Regions from separate parts of the Homo sapiens genome. Here region 2 is linked to region 1. The links are chromatin loops, found by intact Hi-C in ENCODE. Cell type or tissue: PC-9. All regions are shown on one strand.

What was found. Hi-C counts contacts between places; a loop is a spot of excess contacts. Peaks named below come from ENCODE experiments on the same cell type or tissue, not always from the same donor. Only the 100,000 strongest peaks of a DNase experiment are listed, where the experiment ranks them.
Region 2: a loop joins it to region 1, with 8 times the contacts of the local background. A loop is called at or near these places in 2 of 110 quality-filtered maps.

What each region holds. Positions count from the first base shown.
Region 1 is chr11:129,842,019-129,850,018 of GRCh38, forward strand. All of the region lies in intron 1 of TMEM45B (transmembrane protein 45B), which reads left to right. Among named protein-coding and RNA genes, the nearest start is that of TMEM45B, 30 kb to the left of the region's middle. In PC-9, no CTCF peak of the experiment used is centred here; DNase peaks (open chromatin) are centred at 4,593 and 5,133; H3K4me3 peaks cover 708 bases; H3K27ac peaks cover 1,968 bases.
Region 2 is chr11:130,141,500-130,149,499 of GRCh38, forward strand. It overlaps APLP2 (amyloid beta precursor like protein 2), which reads left to right. Exons shown (of 17, transcript NM_001142276.2): 15 at 1-73; 16 at 420-575; 17 at 1,848-3,306. The coding sequence ends at 1,949. Among named protein-coding and RNA genes, the nearest start is that of ST14, 14 kb to the right of the region's middle. RefSeq lists a silencer at 3,995-4,289 and enhancers at 4,360-5,559, 5,347-5,396. In PC-9, a CTCF peak has its summit at 4,998 (motif pointing left); DNase peaks (open chromatin) are centred at 4,089, 4,992, 5,522, 6,122 and 1 weaker place; H3K4me3 peaks cover 440 bases; H3K27ac peaks cover 4,750 bases.

The DNA.
Region 1 (8,000 bases):
GTTGGAAGGTACAATTTCGAATTCACTAGATGGGCTCAATAGCAGATTTTGAGATAGTGGAAGAACTAGTGAACATGAAAATAGACCAATAGAAATGATCCAATTCGAAAAACAGAAAGAAAAATGAAGACAAATGAACAGACCTTCAGACACACATGGGATGATGCTCAATGTCCCCACATACGTGTAATGGAAGCCGCAGAAAGGGAGAGAGAAAAAAATAAAGAAGTAATAGCTGAAAGCTTCCCAGGTTTGATGAAAGATATTGAATTGCAGATTTTTTTTAAAACTCAACCAACACTGAATTTAAAAAACACAAAGAGAACCACACAGGAAGGACAAAGCCAGAAGCATCACACTTCCTGTGTTCAAATTATATTATAAAGCTATAGCAATCAAAACAATATAGTACTGGCATAAAAACACACATAGAGCAATGGAACAGAATTGAAAGCACAGAAATAAACCCACTCATATAAGGTTAACTAATCTTCTACAAGGTGTCAAGAACAAGAATGAGGAAAGAATAGTATCTTCAATAAATGGTGCTGGAAAAACTGGATATCCACATGCAAAAAAAAATAAGGAAATTGGATCTTTATCTTCCACCATATACAAAAATCAACTAAAGGTGGATGAAAGATTTAAATGTAAGACCTAAAATGGTAAAACTCCTAGAAGAAAATATGCAGGGAAAGATACATGACATTGGTGCTAGCGTTGATTTCTTTTTTGATATGACAACAAAAGCACAGGCAACAAAAGCAAAAGTAAAGGAGTAGGATTGCATCAAAGTAAAAAGCTTTTGCATAGCAAAGAAAACCATGAAGAGAGTAAAGATACCCATAGAATGGGAGAAAATATTTGCAAACCATATATGCAATAAGGAGCTAAATCCAAAATATACAAGAAACTCTTACTACTCAATAGTAAAAAACAAATAACCCTATTAAAAAGTAGGCAACAGGCTGAGTGCAGTGGTGCAATCTCGGCTCACTGTAACCTCCGCCTCTCAGGTTCAAGCGATTCTTCTGCCTCAGCCTCCCGAGTGGCTGGAACTACAGGCATGCGCCACCACGGCTGGCTAATTTTTTGTATTTTTGGTAGAGATGGAGTTTTGCCATGTTGGCCAGGCTGGTCTTGAATTCCTCACCTCAGGTGATCCGCCTGCCTCAGTCAGCCTCCCAAAGTGCTGGGATTACAGGCATGAGCCACTGTGCCCAGCCTATTTTAGACTTTTTGATTGCCCTATGATCTCAGTTCTCAAATGAGTTTAGGAAAAGTTATGATTTTGTAGTTTATCTGCTATCGTTGCTGTTAGGGTGTAATACTCATCCCAGCTTTCCGCATCCTGGATTCTTTGTGTTTTAATAATTGTTTACTATAATCTATTTCATATGTTCTAATGTATACAATGCCAATTGATGTTTGCTTTTATGTATTTGCAGTTTTGATTTCTTCTTTGACCCAAAGTTATTTAGTGACTTAAAAAATGTTTAAGGTGATTGAGATTTTTGTAAAAGAAAATATTTCTGTTGTTATAGCATTGTAGTCAAAGAATGTAGGCAATAAATTTTCTGCTTTGAGAAAAAAAAAAAAAAGTGGGCAAAGGACCTGCATAGACATTTCTCTAAAGAAGACATACAATGGCCAAGTGGTTTATGAAAAGATGCTCAACATCACTAATCGTCAGGGAAATGTAAATCAAAGTCACAATAAGATATTACCTTATACCTGTTGGGATGGCTGTTGCCAAAAAATCAAAACAAAAAACAAAACAAGATTGGTGTGGATGTGGATAAAGGGAACCTTTACATACTGTTGGTGGGAATGTGAATTGGTACATCTATTATGGAAAACAGTGTGGAGGTTTCTCAAAAAATTAAAAATAGAGCTACCCTATGATCCAGCAATTTCACTTCTGTGTATATATCGAAAGCAAATAAACTCCCTATCTTGAAAAGATATCTGCCCTCCCATGGTCACTGCAGCTTTGTTTGCAATAGCCAAGATATGGAAACAATCTAAGTGTTCACTGATTGATGAATGGACAAAAAAAATGTGGTGTATATATATATAGAATGGGATATTATTCAGCCTTAAAAAAGAAGGAAATCCTGCTATTTGCAACAACATGGATGAACCTTGAAGACCTTATACTAAGGGAAATAAGCCAGACACAGAAAAAATGCTGTGTGATCTCACTTATATGTGGAATCTAAAATAATCAAACTGGATATAAACAGAATAGAATACCTGTTACCAGGGTTCTGGAGCAGTGGGGGAAATGGGGAGATATTGGTCAAAGGGTACAAACTTGCAGTTATGAGTAAATTTTGGAGACCTAATGTACAGGAGGGTGACTATCATTAATAATAATATACTGGCCAGGCACAGTGGCTTATGTCTGTAATCGCAGCACCTTGGGAGTTTGAGGCGAGAGAATAGCCTGAACCCAAACATTCAAGACCAGCCTGGGCAACATAGCGAGACGTTGTCTCTACAAAAAATTTTTTAAATTGGCCAGGCGTGGTGGCCTGCACCTGTAGTCCTAACTACTTATGAGGCTGAGGCGGAGGATCACTTGAGCCCAAGAAGTTCAGGGCTGCAGTGAACTATGATTATGCCACTGCACTCCACCCTCGGTGATAGGGCGAGACCCTGTCTCTAAAAATAATAGTAATAATAATAAACCTTATATTTGACATTTGCTAAGAGAGTAGATCTTAAGGATTCTCATTACAAAGGAAAGGAAAGGGTACCAGGTAAGGTGATAACTCTGTTAATTAGCTTGATCATACCAATCATTTCACAATGTATACATATATCAAATCATCATGTTATATACCCTGAGTATATACAATTTTTATTTGTCAATTATACCGCAATAAAGCTGAAAAAATATTAAAGGACATCCTTCAGGTCGAAAGAAAATGAGGTTTTAGAGTTATTAAAATGGACAGAAAGAAATGAAGAACGCTGGAAATGGTAAATATGTGATTAAATATCAAAGAATATATATATATTCATGCTTTGAAAAATGTAAAATTGCTTCAAGAAATAATTGCCACACCATTAGTTTATAACCTAGACTTTATATATTCTTAAATCTTAAAAACTTTATAACAAGCCCAAACATAAATATGATATGTACATATATGTGTACACACACACGCACACGTCTCTGCCTGTTTATTAGAGTGGCTTATTTAGTCCATTCATATATATTAATGGCTTATTTTGTGTGTGTGTATGTGTGTGTGTGTGTGTGTGTGTGTGTATGCATGAAGGAAGGGGTAGGAAATAGAGCTATTATAGATGTGTGTGTGTGTGTGTGTGTGTGTGTGTGTATGCATGAAGGAAGGGGTAGGAAATAGAGCTATTATATATTGGAACAAAGTCACTATATTTTATCAGAATTAAGTTACTATTAAAATAGACCATGGTAACTTCAAGATGCATACTATAATCCCTAGACTAGAGCATGCAGTAGGAAAAAAATATATATAGCTTAAAATATGAAAAAAGTAATTAAAATGGTATACTAAAATTACTTGTTAGACATAAATGACAGCAGGAAATGAGGCACGGAGGAACAAAAAAATGCATGAGTGACAGAAAACAAATAGCAAAATGACAACTATAAATATAACCACACCAATAATTACATTAATATGAATGGACTAAATAAACCGTCCCAATAAAAAGGCAGAGATTGTCAACTATGCAAATTCTCAAGGAATTTCCCTTTTATGCATAGTTTTGGGAATGCTAGACTTATATTAATGGAAATAAGCCAAGAAAGAAAAATAAATGGCATCCAAGAAACAGGGGATCCAAAACAAGGAAAAGCCTCTTCTGGAAGCTGCAGCAAAAGGTAGGGTGGGTGGAAAACAAGAAAAAGGCAAAGGGAATTTGTAAGATGGTGCAGAATGCCCCAGGAGGACAGACAGCCAGTTCAATTTTAAAGAGAATATTCTCAAAACAGGTCTCTAGGAATAAAACAGAAATAAGTTATCTGAGGTTAAAATGTCTAGAATTTAATTTGGTCAACATTTGACAGATCTTTTAGCCCTTTGGAGGAAAAACATAGTGATCAGTATTTGGGAAGATAAACAAGTAAAAAAACAATGCAATTATTAACCCCAGAATAAAACAAAAGTGTTAGGCCAGGTGCGGTGGCTCACGCCTGTAATCCCAGCATGTTGGGAGGTCAAGGCAGGTGGATCACCTGAGGTCAAGAATTCAAGACCAGCCTGGTCAACATGGTGAAACCCTGTCTCTACTAAAAATACAAAAATTAGCCAGGCGTGGTGGCACCATCCTTCATTCCAGCTACTCAGGAGGCTGAGGCAGGAGAATCGCTTGAACACATAGGTGGAAGTTGCAGTGAGCAGAGATCATGCCACTGCACTCCAGCCTGGGCGACAGAGCAAGACTCTTTCTCAAAAAAAAAAAAAAGTGTTAGAGAAAACATAACCCATAATACACTACTTGGATCTGCATTCATTCATTCCACAAGTATTTACTGAGTGCTCACTCTGTGTCTGGCCCTGCGGTAAGCTGTGGACTAACCACAATAAGCAAATAGATCAAATCTCTGCTTTCCAGAGGCCCACATTTTAGTGGATGATGACAGATGCTTAAAAAAAAATCAGTCTGCAATATCAGATGGTGATTCATACTTTACAGAAAAGTTACAAGTCTACATAGATTGAAAAGTGGGGCAGGCCTCTATTGTACATGCAGGAGTCACGGAATAAAGTGGCATTTGAACAGAGACCTGAGTAAAGTGAAGGAGACAACTGTTGGCTGCCTGTGGGAACACTGTTCTAGAAGCCACAGACAGTGCAATGTCCTGAAGCAGGAATGGAGTGTTCTCAGCCATTTAAGGGAATGGAAGGGATCCAGTGTGGCAGGGGATGAGTGCTGGGAGAAATCAAAGAGATGGCTCAGGATCGTATATGGCCTTATTGGCCCTGGTAAGGACTTTGGATTTACAGAGCCATGATAATGAAACTAATGATTTCAACAAACGAGTATAATGCAACTGCTATGAAAATAGCAGGGTGGGGAAGAGGGAGAGGCTGTGAGAGAGCTCCAGGAAGTTGGTAGGTGATGCCTGACAATGATGGATTAACAAATGACCACATGCACAAAGCATTAGGTTGGTGCAAAAGTAATTGTGGTTTTTGCCATTACGTTTGCACCCACCCATTAACTACAATGGTGGAGGTAAATACCGGAGGAAACAGCTGAAAGGGTTGAAAGTGGCTTTGCTGGGGGTGAGGAGGGACAGAACATGAGGCTGTTGCTTTTCACTATAAGTCTTTCATACGAGTTGATTTTCTGAAAACTGTAAGCATTTTTTTAAAAGCTTATGAAGTTATTTTTTTTTATTTTTTTTTATTGATCATTCTTGGGTGTTTCTCGCAGAGGGGGATTTGGCAGGGTCACAGGACAATAGTGGAGGGAAGGTCAGCAGATAAACAAGTGAACAAAGGTCTCTGGTTTTCCTAGGCAGAGTGTGTGTGTCCCTGGGTACTTGAGATTAGGGAGTGGTGATGACTCTTAACGAGCATGCTGCCTTCAAGCATCTGTTTAACAAAGCACATCTTGCACCGCCCTTAATCCATTTAACCCTGAGTGGACACAGCACATGTTTCAGAGAGCACAGGGTTGGGGGTAAGGTCATAGATCAACAGGATCCCAAGGCACAATTTTTCTTAGTACAGAACAAAATGAAAAGTCTCCCATGTCTACTTCTTTCTACACAGACACAGCAACCATCCGATTTCTCAATCTTTTCCCCACCTTTCCCCCTTTTCTATTCCACAAAACCGCCATTGTCATCATGGCCCGTTCTCAATGAGCTGTTGGGTACACCTCCCAGATGGGGTGGTGGTGGCCGGGCAGAGGGGCTCCTCACTTCCCAGTAGGGGCGGCCGGGCAGAGACGCTCCTCACTTCCTAGATGGGATGGCGGCCGGGCAGAGACGCTCCTCACTTTCCAGACTGGGCAGCCAGGCAGAGGGGCTCCTCACATCCCAGACGATGGGCGGCCAGGCAGAGACACTCCTCACTTCCCAGACGGGGTGGCGGCCGGGCAGAGGCTGCAATCTCGGCACTTTGGGAGGCCAAGGCAGGCAGCTGGGAGGTGGAGGTTGTAGCCGAGATCACGCCACTGCACTCCGGCCTGGGCACCATTGAGCACTGAGTGAACGAGACTCCGTCTGCAATCCCGGCACCTCGGGAGGCCGAGGCTGGCGGATCACTCGCGGTTAGGAGCTGGAGACCAGCCCGGCCAACACAGCGAAACCCCGTCTCCACCAAAAAAATACGAAAACCCGTCAGGCGTGGCGGCGCGGGCCTGCAATCCCAGGCACTCGGCAGGCTGAGGCAGGAGAATCAGGCAGGGAGGTTGCAGTGAGCCGAGATGGCAGCAGCACAGTCCAGCTTCGGCTCGGCATGAAAGGGAGACCGTGGAAAGAGAGGGAGAGGGAGAGGGAGAGGGCTTATGAAGTTCTTGATGATGGGTGGGACCCTCATCTGTCAATGTGTAAGATGTGAAACAGCCCTGACAATGTAGCTGGTGCTAGAGGGACGGGCCTGTGTCCAGGGTTGGAATATGCTGTGCAGACCAGGAATGCTTTACATTCCGGGGTGGTCTTTTCTAGATCACTGTCTCAGTCTGCTTGTGCTGCTACAACAAAATACCACAGACTGGGTAACTTATAAAGAACAAATTTATTTCTCACAGTTCTGAAGGTTTGGAGGTCCAATATCAAGGCACTGGTATGTGGTGTCTGTTGAAGGCTGTAGCCTCACATGGCAGAAAGGGCAAAAAAGGGAAGCAACTCCCTCCATTCAGCCCTTTATAAGGGTGCTTAATCCCATCCACAAGGGAGGAACCTTCATGGCTTAATCAGCTCTTAAAGGCCCCACATCTAATACTATCACACCGGCAACACCTGAATTTTGGAGGGGACCCATTCACACCATAGCATTCCAATCCTGGCCCCCCAGAATTCACGTACTTCTCACAAACAAAATACATTCATTCCACCACAATTGCCCTCAAAAGCCTTAAATCATTCCAACATGAACTTTAAAATCTAAGTCCAGAATCTTATCTAAGTCAGGTGTGAGAGAGACTCATTCACTTTGAGATAAATTTCATCCTGAGGCAAATTTCTCTCCAGCTGTGAGCCTGTGAATTCAAATGAGTTGCGTACTTTGATTCAAATACAATGGCGTGACAGGCACAGGACAGATGTTTCTAGTCCAAAAGGGAGAAACAGGAAGGAAGAAAGGAGTAACAACAGGTCTCAAGTGAGTCCAAAACTCAACATTAGATCTTAGGCTTGAGAATAATATTATCTGACTCCATATCTCACCTTCTGAACACACTGGGGTGGGTGTTGGGCCCCCAAGGCTCCAGGTGATACCACCTCCAAGGCTTCCCTAAGTATTGGCCTACTGGGGGCTCTCTGCAGTGGCTCCACCCCGGTGACAAATCTCTGCTCGGGCCCTGAGGTCAAAGAAATCCTTTCCATCGAGGTGGAGGCGGCCGTGCTCCCACAGCTCATACAGTATGCATACCTACAGAGTCAGCACCACATGGATGCCACCAAGATTTATAACTTGCGCCCTCTGGAGCAGTGGCCCAACCTGCACCTGGTCCTGCTTGAGCCACAGCTAGGGTGACGGAGGAATGCTCTGCTGGAAATGTGGGGAGCAGAGACCTGAGGTGGCCCTAGGCAGTGATCTCTGAGACCCCGCAGGCGCCTGGGCCCTTCCCCTGAAACTGTTCTGCCGCAAGGCTCTAACCCTCTGGGCCTCTAATGAGCAAGGCAGCCCCAAATGCCTTTGGGGTCATTCTCCGAAATGGCTTTGGAGTCATTTTCCGAAATGACTTTGGGGTCATTTTCCCGTTCTCTTGATAACTAGCACCTGGCTTCCTTCTACACATACTAACCTGCTTATCAGTCCTGTGGCCAT
Region 2 (8,000 bases), 300 kb after region 1:
CATTGACGAGACTCTGGATGTTAAGGAAATGATTTTCAATGCCGAGAGAGTTGGAGGCCTCGAGGAAGAGCGGGTACGTGTTTAGCTCCAGAACCTAAGGTTTCCTGCCAATCTTAGGTATTTCTCCTCTGGACCTTCTCAGTTCAAGTAGAAAACGGGAGAGATGCCTGAGCTAATAAGGGTCCCTCATCCCCAGCTTTCCGTACTTTTGGATAAGAAAGCTAAAATTAAAATCTCCATGGAGATTGGGAAGAGTGGGCGTTCTCCACCTGTGGGTGGTTCCCTGCAAAGCAGGATCTTGGTGCTACTTTGGGTTTTAGGGGCTCGACCTTCCAGGAGCGTGGCCCTCAGTGAGTTACTTGCCTCACGGCTGCCAGATGGTCACTGGGACTTTTTTCCACGTCTGCTTTATTACGTAGGAATCCGTGGGCCCACTGCGGGAGGACTTCAGTCTGAGTAGCAGTGCTCTCATTGGCCTGCTGGTCATCGCAGTGGCCATTGCCACGGTCATCGTCATCAGCCTGGTGATGCTGAGGAAGAGGCAGTATGGCACCATCAGCCACGGGATCGTGGAGGTGAGGAGCTGGGCTGCTGAGGGCCTGCTCTGCACTGTGGGCTGGGTTGGGGGTGGGAACCTGTGGAATTAATAGGCATCTTCACTCCTCGAGTACTGGACATGCTGCTGTTATCAGTTCAGTTACTCACTGGATTCCTAGGTCGTGTTTTTGGAAATCAGCCCCTGCCACAAGGGGCTGTTGCCAACTTTCAACATTAGTTTGGGCCTTGGCTATGAATGTCAGAAAGTCATGTGAACATTTTATGCTACAGAGGGTGAAAACTCTTTTCTCAGATTATTTCCTTAGTGTTCCTTTTTCCAGGTATTTTTTTTTTTAATGGGGGAAAGGAGCAACAGGAAATTTAGAAAGTGCTGAAGCAGACTGTTTCTGTTCTGTCTTCTGCTGGTTACTGAACTTGTCTTGCCACTCACTCCTTAGTGAACAGTGGGAATGTCCAGAGTCCCTTGATCCCCAAATATAAATACAGTAAGGACCTTAATGAGCCCTGGGAAATTAGTGCAGATGCTGGTCTTAGTTATTTGTGTTTTTTTGTTTGTTTTGGTTTTTTGGTTTTTTGGAGACAGTCTCGCTGTGTCGCCCAGGCTGGAGTGCAGTGGCGCGATCTCAGCGCACTGCAACCTCTGTCTCCCGGGTTCAGGTGATTCTTGTGCCTCAGCCTCCCACCTAGCTGAGACTACAGGTGTGTGCCACCACGCCCAGCTAGTCTTTGTATTTTTATTAGAGATAGGATTTCCCCATATTGACCAGGGTGATCTCAAATCCTGACCTCAAGTGATCCACCCGCCTCAGCCTCCCAAAGTGCTGGGATTACAAGCATGAGCTACTGCACCTGGCCAGTTACTTGGTTTTATCTCCTGCTGGAGACTGGCCTAGCTGTAGAATTTCAGAACTGAAAAAGACCAGAGATCCCCTGGTCCCACCGTCTGCTTGCTAGCCTACTGCTGACTGGCTTGCCTTGGCTGGCCCAGGTAGTAAGCAGTGGCGCCGAGCCTTGCTTGTCACCACGGTGCTAGGAAATCCAGTTGACTGTCATCTTCCGTGAGGGCTAAGCTTTCAGGGCTCTCGTTTCGAAAGCATTGCCTCTTTGATCCCCTTATTTTCTTTCTCCTGTGTTTCACCACCGGTTCTCATTTGGCCTGTCCGGTGGGAACGGGCTGCTGGCTGCATTTGGTCCTCAGGGGATTGTGCAGCAAATGGCTCAGGTCTCCCAGCACCCTGTGCAGGTCTCTTCCCAGACACCACAATGACCCTCAGGTTTTGTTCTTCCAGGTTGATCCAATGCTCACCCCAGAAGAGCGTCACCTGAACAAGATGCAGAACCATGGCTATGAGAACCCCACCTACAAATACCTGGAGCAGATGCAGATTTAGGTGGCAGGGAGCGCGGCAGCCCTGGCGGAGGGATGCAGGTGGGCCGGAAGATCCCACGATTCCGATCGACTGCCAAGCAGCAGCCGCTGCCAGGGGCTGCGTCTGACATCCTGACCTCCTGGACTGTAGGACTATATAAAGTACTACTGTAGAACTGCAATTTCCATTCTTTTAAATGGGTGAAAAATGGTAATATAACAATATATGATATATAAACCTTAAATGAAAAAAATGATCTATTGCAGATATTTGATGTAGTTTTCTTTTTTAAATTAATCAGAAACCCCACTTCCATTGTATTGTCTGACACATGCTCTCAATATATAATAAATGGGAAATGTCGATTTTCAATAATAGACTTATATGCAGGCTGTCGTTCCGGTTATGTTGTGTAAGTCAACTCTTCAGCCTCATTCACTGTCCTGGCTTTTATTTAAAGAAAAAAAAGGCAGTATTCCCTTTTTAAATGAGCTTTCAGGAAGTTGCTGAGAAATGGGGTGGAATAGGGAACTGTAATGGCCACTGAAGCACGTGAGAGACCCTCGCAAAATGATGTGAAAGGACCAGTTTCTTGAAGTCCAGTGTTTCCACGGCTGGATACCTGTGTGTCTCCATAAAAGTCCTGTCACCAAGGACGTTAAAGGCATTTTATTCCAGCGTCTTCTAGAGAGCTTAGTGTATACAGATGAGGGTGTCCGCTGCTGCTTTCCTTCGGAATCCAGTGCTTCCACAGAGATTAGCCTGTAGCTTATATTTGACATTCTTCACTGTCTGTTGTTTACCTACCGTAGCTTTTTACCGTTCACTTCCCCTTCCAACTATGTCCAGATGTGCAGGCTCCTCCTCTCTGGACTTTCTCCAAAGGCACTGACCCTCGGCCTCTACTTTGTCCCCTCACCTCCACCCCCTCCTGTCACCGGCCTTGTGACATTCACTCAGAGAAGACCACACCAAGGAGGCGGCCGCTGGCCCAGGAGAGAACACGGGGAGGTTTGTTTGTGTGAAAGGAAAGTAGTCCAGGCTGTCCCTGAAACTGAGTCTGTGGACACTGTGGAAAGCTTTGAACAATTGTGTTTTCGTCACAGGAGTCTTTGTAATGCTTGTACAGTTGATGTCGATGCTCACTGCTTCTGCTTTTTCTTTCTTTTTATTTTAAATCTGAAGGTTCTGGTAACCTGTGGTGTATTTTTATTTTCCTGTGACTGTTTTTGTTTTGTTTTTTTCCTTTTTCCTCCCCTTTGACCCTATTCATGTCTCTACCCACTATGCACAGATTAAACTTCACCTACAAACTCCTTAATATGATCTGTGGAGAATGTACACAGTTTAAACACATCAATAAATACTTTAACTTCCACCGAGACTGCTCGTTTCACTGACTGCGGCATTGATCTGCGTGATGGTCCTACCCCCTTCCTCCAGGAGGGTGATAACTTCGTTCCACGAAGGACCCCAGCTGCACCTCACAGGCGGAAATACGTCTGCTCAAGCTGTGACTCAAGGCTTCCAGCGCCGTTTCGCATTTAGAAAGCAAAGTAAGAGGGAACATCTGCACAGAGCATTTGTCTGGCAAAATTTAGGCTACTGATATTTATTAATATGAGACTTCTTAATGCTACTGGGAACAATGAGTAGGGCTTGTGGCTGAATTTTCAGAGGAATGCTTGCAGCTTCCATTTGCTTAAATAACCTGACACTGGGAGGCCCTGTCACCTCACTGATGGGGGTGTTTGGTTTGTTGCCTTGGCAACTGCTTAGAGGGCTTTCTGCCTGGGCCCAGTTTTATCTACTGAGCTAAGATCTTTTTAATGCCCAGCTACAGGGAAGAGGGTCAATTCAGGGGTAAATCTCAGTCCCTACCCTAGTTTAATGCCAGTTTAAATATACAGAGTAGTTATCAAGGTAATGTCATATATAGCTGTGTGTAGATGTACATGTGTGTACATACGTGACGAATCTTCCCTAGGATACTGGACTAGGGAGTGTTTTATGAGCCAGGAAAGCATTTTGTGAGCCAGGTGAACAGGTTGGTTCTTTATAATGATTACCACTTCCCCATCAGCCTCTCCCTTCTGCCTGCATTGGTCACTGAAGTTGCTGCCAGGAAAGCCCTGAAGAAGAGGGAACTTTTTTGTTTTTTGAAACCAGTTTCTGCTGGAGTGCTCTGAAGAGTGTTATCACCTGACCCTCTGTAGTATCAGCTGGAAACTGATCTCAGGGTCATTCTGATTTCAAAGCTAACAGACCAGCTTCATTGATTTTAGTGCCTGCCATGTACTAGCTGCCTCCAAGTCAGAGGCGCATTTTTGTCTTTTTTTCTTTTTTTTTGAGACAGAGTCTGTTGCCCAGGCTGGAGTGCAGGGGCGCGATCTCAGCTCACTGCAACCTCTGCCTCATAGGTTCAAGCAATTCTGTCTCAGCCTCCCGAGTAGCTGGGACTACAGGCGTGCACCACCATGCCTGGCTAATTTTTTTTTGTATTTTTGGTAGAGACAGGGTTTCACCACGTTGGCCAGGCTGGTCTCGAACTCCTGACCTCATGATCCACTCGCCTCGGCCTCTCAATGTGCTGGGATTACAGGCGTGAGCCACCATGCCCAGCTCCATTTAGTCTTAACCTTTTGAGGCATTCCCCTCTTCCAGAAATGACGCTGAGGTCTTCCACGGAGCAGTAAGGGGTGGAGCAGAGATGCAAACCCAGCTCGGTGGGAGTTCTTCCTTTATTCAGTGTACTTCAGTCCTGGGGGAGGCAGGGGCGGGGGCATGGCAGCCAATACCCATCCAGCTGCTCAGCTCTCGAGTCTCTTACCTGTTACTCACATTCCTGTTGCTGATGGGTTAGAGAGGAGTTTGGGGCTGGTGAAAGTGCAGTGGTTTCTATTTACACGTTCATTACCCAAATGGGGTCATTGCAGAGACAGTCGGGGTTAGCTGAGAACTGGGGAGGCCTGAGAGATGACGTGGAAATGAATGAGAGGCAGGGCTGCCAGGCGGCCTCACCCTAGGCAGGCTCCACTCTGCTCCCTGGTGGCTCACCCACCTCCCGGGAACTGAGAGAAGCTCCTGGTTTCTGCCTTGGTGACTCAGCCTTGACCTCTGGGGAATGTGGCCCTGCCCACCTTGCGGCCAGCCTCAGGTGCTGGTGCTGACAGGTGCGAAGGTCCTCCTACCTGCCTGTCTGCTTTCAGTTGCAAATCAGAGCTCAGCAGCTGAGGTTTGAGCCAGGACATCAGATGCCCTGATCTCTGGTTTCTGTTGCTGTGACAACTGACAAAGCTCTTTAGGAGGTACAGATGAGGATGTAATGAGTCCCTAAGTTTTGGAGAGGCCCAAGGGTCCACTATCATAGGAGCAGGTGAAAAAGTATTTAAAAAAGGAACATGCTGTCTTGCGGTACTTTGAAGTCATGGACATAGACAGAATGGATACAGGGAACTGGAAGGGACCTTATGACTCCTGATTATTTCACAGCTGAAACATGGCCACAGGGTCACACGCTGTTAGGGGCAGAGCCAAATGCTGTGGTTATGTACAATGGACTCTTTTCTGGGGCAAAGGGTAAAGCGGTCCTTATAAGACAAGGAAATGGGTGTCAGCTGGTATCTTTCCTGTTACCGCCTATGAAATAAGGGGAAGTCGTGTCTGTTCTGCCCTCTGTGGTTGCATACTTTTGACAGGCAGTAGCAACCATGGACTTGGTTAGTGCATTTCCACTGTGGAGCAGCCCAGATACCCAGAGAATGTGACAGGAGACATGAGTTCCCCCGCCCCCGGCCCCCAGAATCCTTGAAATGGATGGGACATGACTTTTTTTTTTTTTTTTTTGAGACAGAGTCTCACTCTGTCGCCCAGGCTGGAGTGCAGTGGCGCAATCTTGGCTCACTGCAACCTCCACCTCCCGGGTTCAAGCAATTTCTCCTGCTTCAGCCTCCTGAGTAGCTGGGACTACAAGCGCGTGCCACGACACCTGACTAATTTTTTGTATTTTTAGTAGAGATGGAGTTTCACCGTATTAGCCAGGATGGTCTCAATCTCCTGACTTTGTGATCTGCCCGCCTCGGCATCCCAAAGTGCTGGGATTACAGGTGTGAGCCACCGCGCCTGGCTGGGGGCATGACATTCTTGAGGAATCTGTCAGAGATCTGTGGCCAAGATACAAGATAACCCAGATCTGATTGATTTTTTTTTTTTTTTTTTGAGACGGAACCTTGCTCTGTTGCCCAGGCTGGAGTACAGTGACGGCTCACTGCAACCTCAGCCTCCCGGGTTCAAGTGATTCTCGTGCCTCAGCCTCCAGAGTAGCTGGGATTACAGGCGTGCACCACCACACCTGGCTAATTTTTGTGTTTTTTAGTAGAGACAAGGTTTCACCATGTTGGCCAGGCTGGTCTGGAACTGCTGACCTCAAGTGATCCACCCACCTCAGCTTTGCAAGTGCTGGGATTAAGGCATAAACCACTGTGCCCAGCTTGGTTGAACTTAAAATTTTGAAGTCCCTGCCTCTTTCCGATTAGAGCAGTGCCCTCCATCAATAAAACATTTATAGTGTGTACTATATATACAGTTATTTTAAACTATGTATAGTTATTTTAAAATTATCTGCATGTATTATAAATAGAAACTTGGAAGGCATAAAAAAGATGAAATACTTTTTCCAAATTTTATTTAATAACAGTACAAAGCCTTTTGGGTCCAGTCAAATATTGCTAGTTTTAGTGCAGGCAAAGTGATTGCTTTCATTCTCTCCTTCCTCTCTCCTAATGGAAGTCCATATCGTTGATTCAGATTTTCTTAGTGTTTACCTACTGTCTTCTATTTTTTTTTTCTTTTTTTTCTGAGACGGAGTTTAGCTCTTGTTGCCGAGGCTGGAGTGCAATGGTGCAATCTCGGCTCACCACAACCTCCGCCTCCCGGGTTCAAACGATTCTCCTGCTTCAGCCTCCCGAGTAGCTGGGATTACAGACATGCGCCACCAGGCCTGGCTAATTTTGTATTTTTAGTAGAGACGGGGTTTCTCCATGTTGGTCAGGCTGGTCTACAAAGTCCTGACCTCAGGTGATCCACCTGCCTCAGCCTCCCAAAGTGCTGGGATTACAGGTGTGAGCCACTGCGCCCAGCCCTGTCTTCTGTCTTCTCCCAATAAATGACATTGTATTTAGGCTTCTCTGGACAGTGAAGCTTTCTCAGACTTTCCTTGTTTTGATGATCTTGACAGTTTTGAGGAGTTATTGGTCAGGCATTTCGTAGGATGTCCCACTATGGGGTTTTGTCTGATGTTTTTCTCATGGTAATGCATGGGTTATGTGTTATTAGGAGGAAGACCACAGAGGTAAGGTGTCCTCCTATTCCATCAAGGGTACACACTGTCAACATGACTTACTGCTGTCGATGTTGACCTTGACCCCTGGCTGAGGTGGTGCTTGTCAGGTTGTCTAAAGTTAATCTTCCCCTCCTCGCACTGTCACACTGCACCACGTGCAGCCCGAACTTAAGGGATGGGAGTTACGCTCTCCTGTATCTTATTTTTGTAATCGTGTTTTAGTACTTTGAAATAAAGCAATTAGAAAATCTGGTTCGAAGGTCAGTTTGTTGCAATACTATATTTAATGGCTATCAAAACTGAAAGAGTTCTTGATTGTGGTGATAATTTCACAGGTGTAGATATGTGTCAAAACTTACCAGATTGGACACTTTCAATATGTGCAGTCAATTATACCTCAATCAAGCTGCTTTTAGTTTAGTTTTGTTTTCTGCTGTGTGTGTGTGTGTGTGTGTGACGGAGTCTCGCTCTGTCGCCCAGGCTGGCTCACTGCAGCCTCCGCCTCCTGGGTTCAAGAGATTCTCCTGCCTCAGCCTCCCTCGTGGCTGAGACTACAGGTGCCCACCACCACACCTGGCTAATTTTTGTACTTTTGGTAGAGATGGGGTTTCCGCATGTTGGCCAGGCTGGTCTCAAACTTCTGATCTCAAGTGATCCACTTGCCTCAACCTCCCAAAGTGCTGGGACTACAGGCGTGAGCCATTGCTCCTGGCAAGAAAAAAAAATATTTG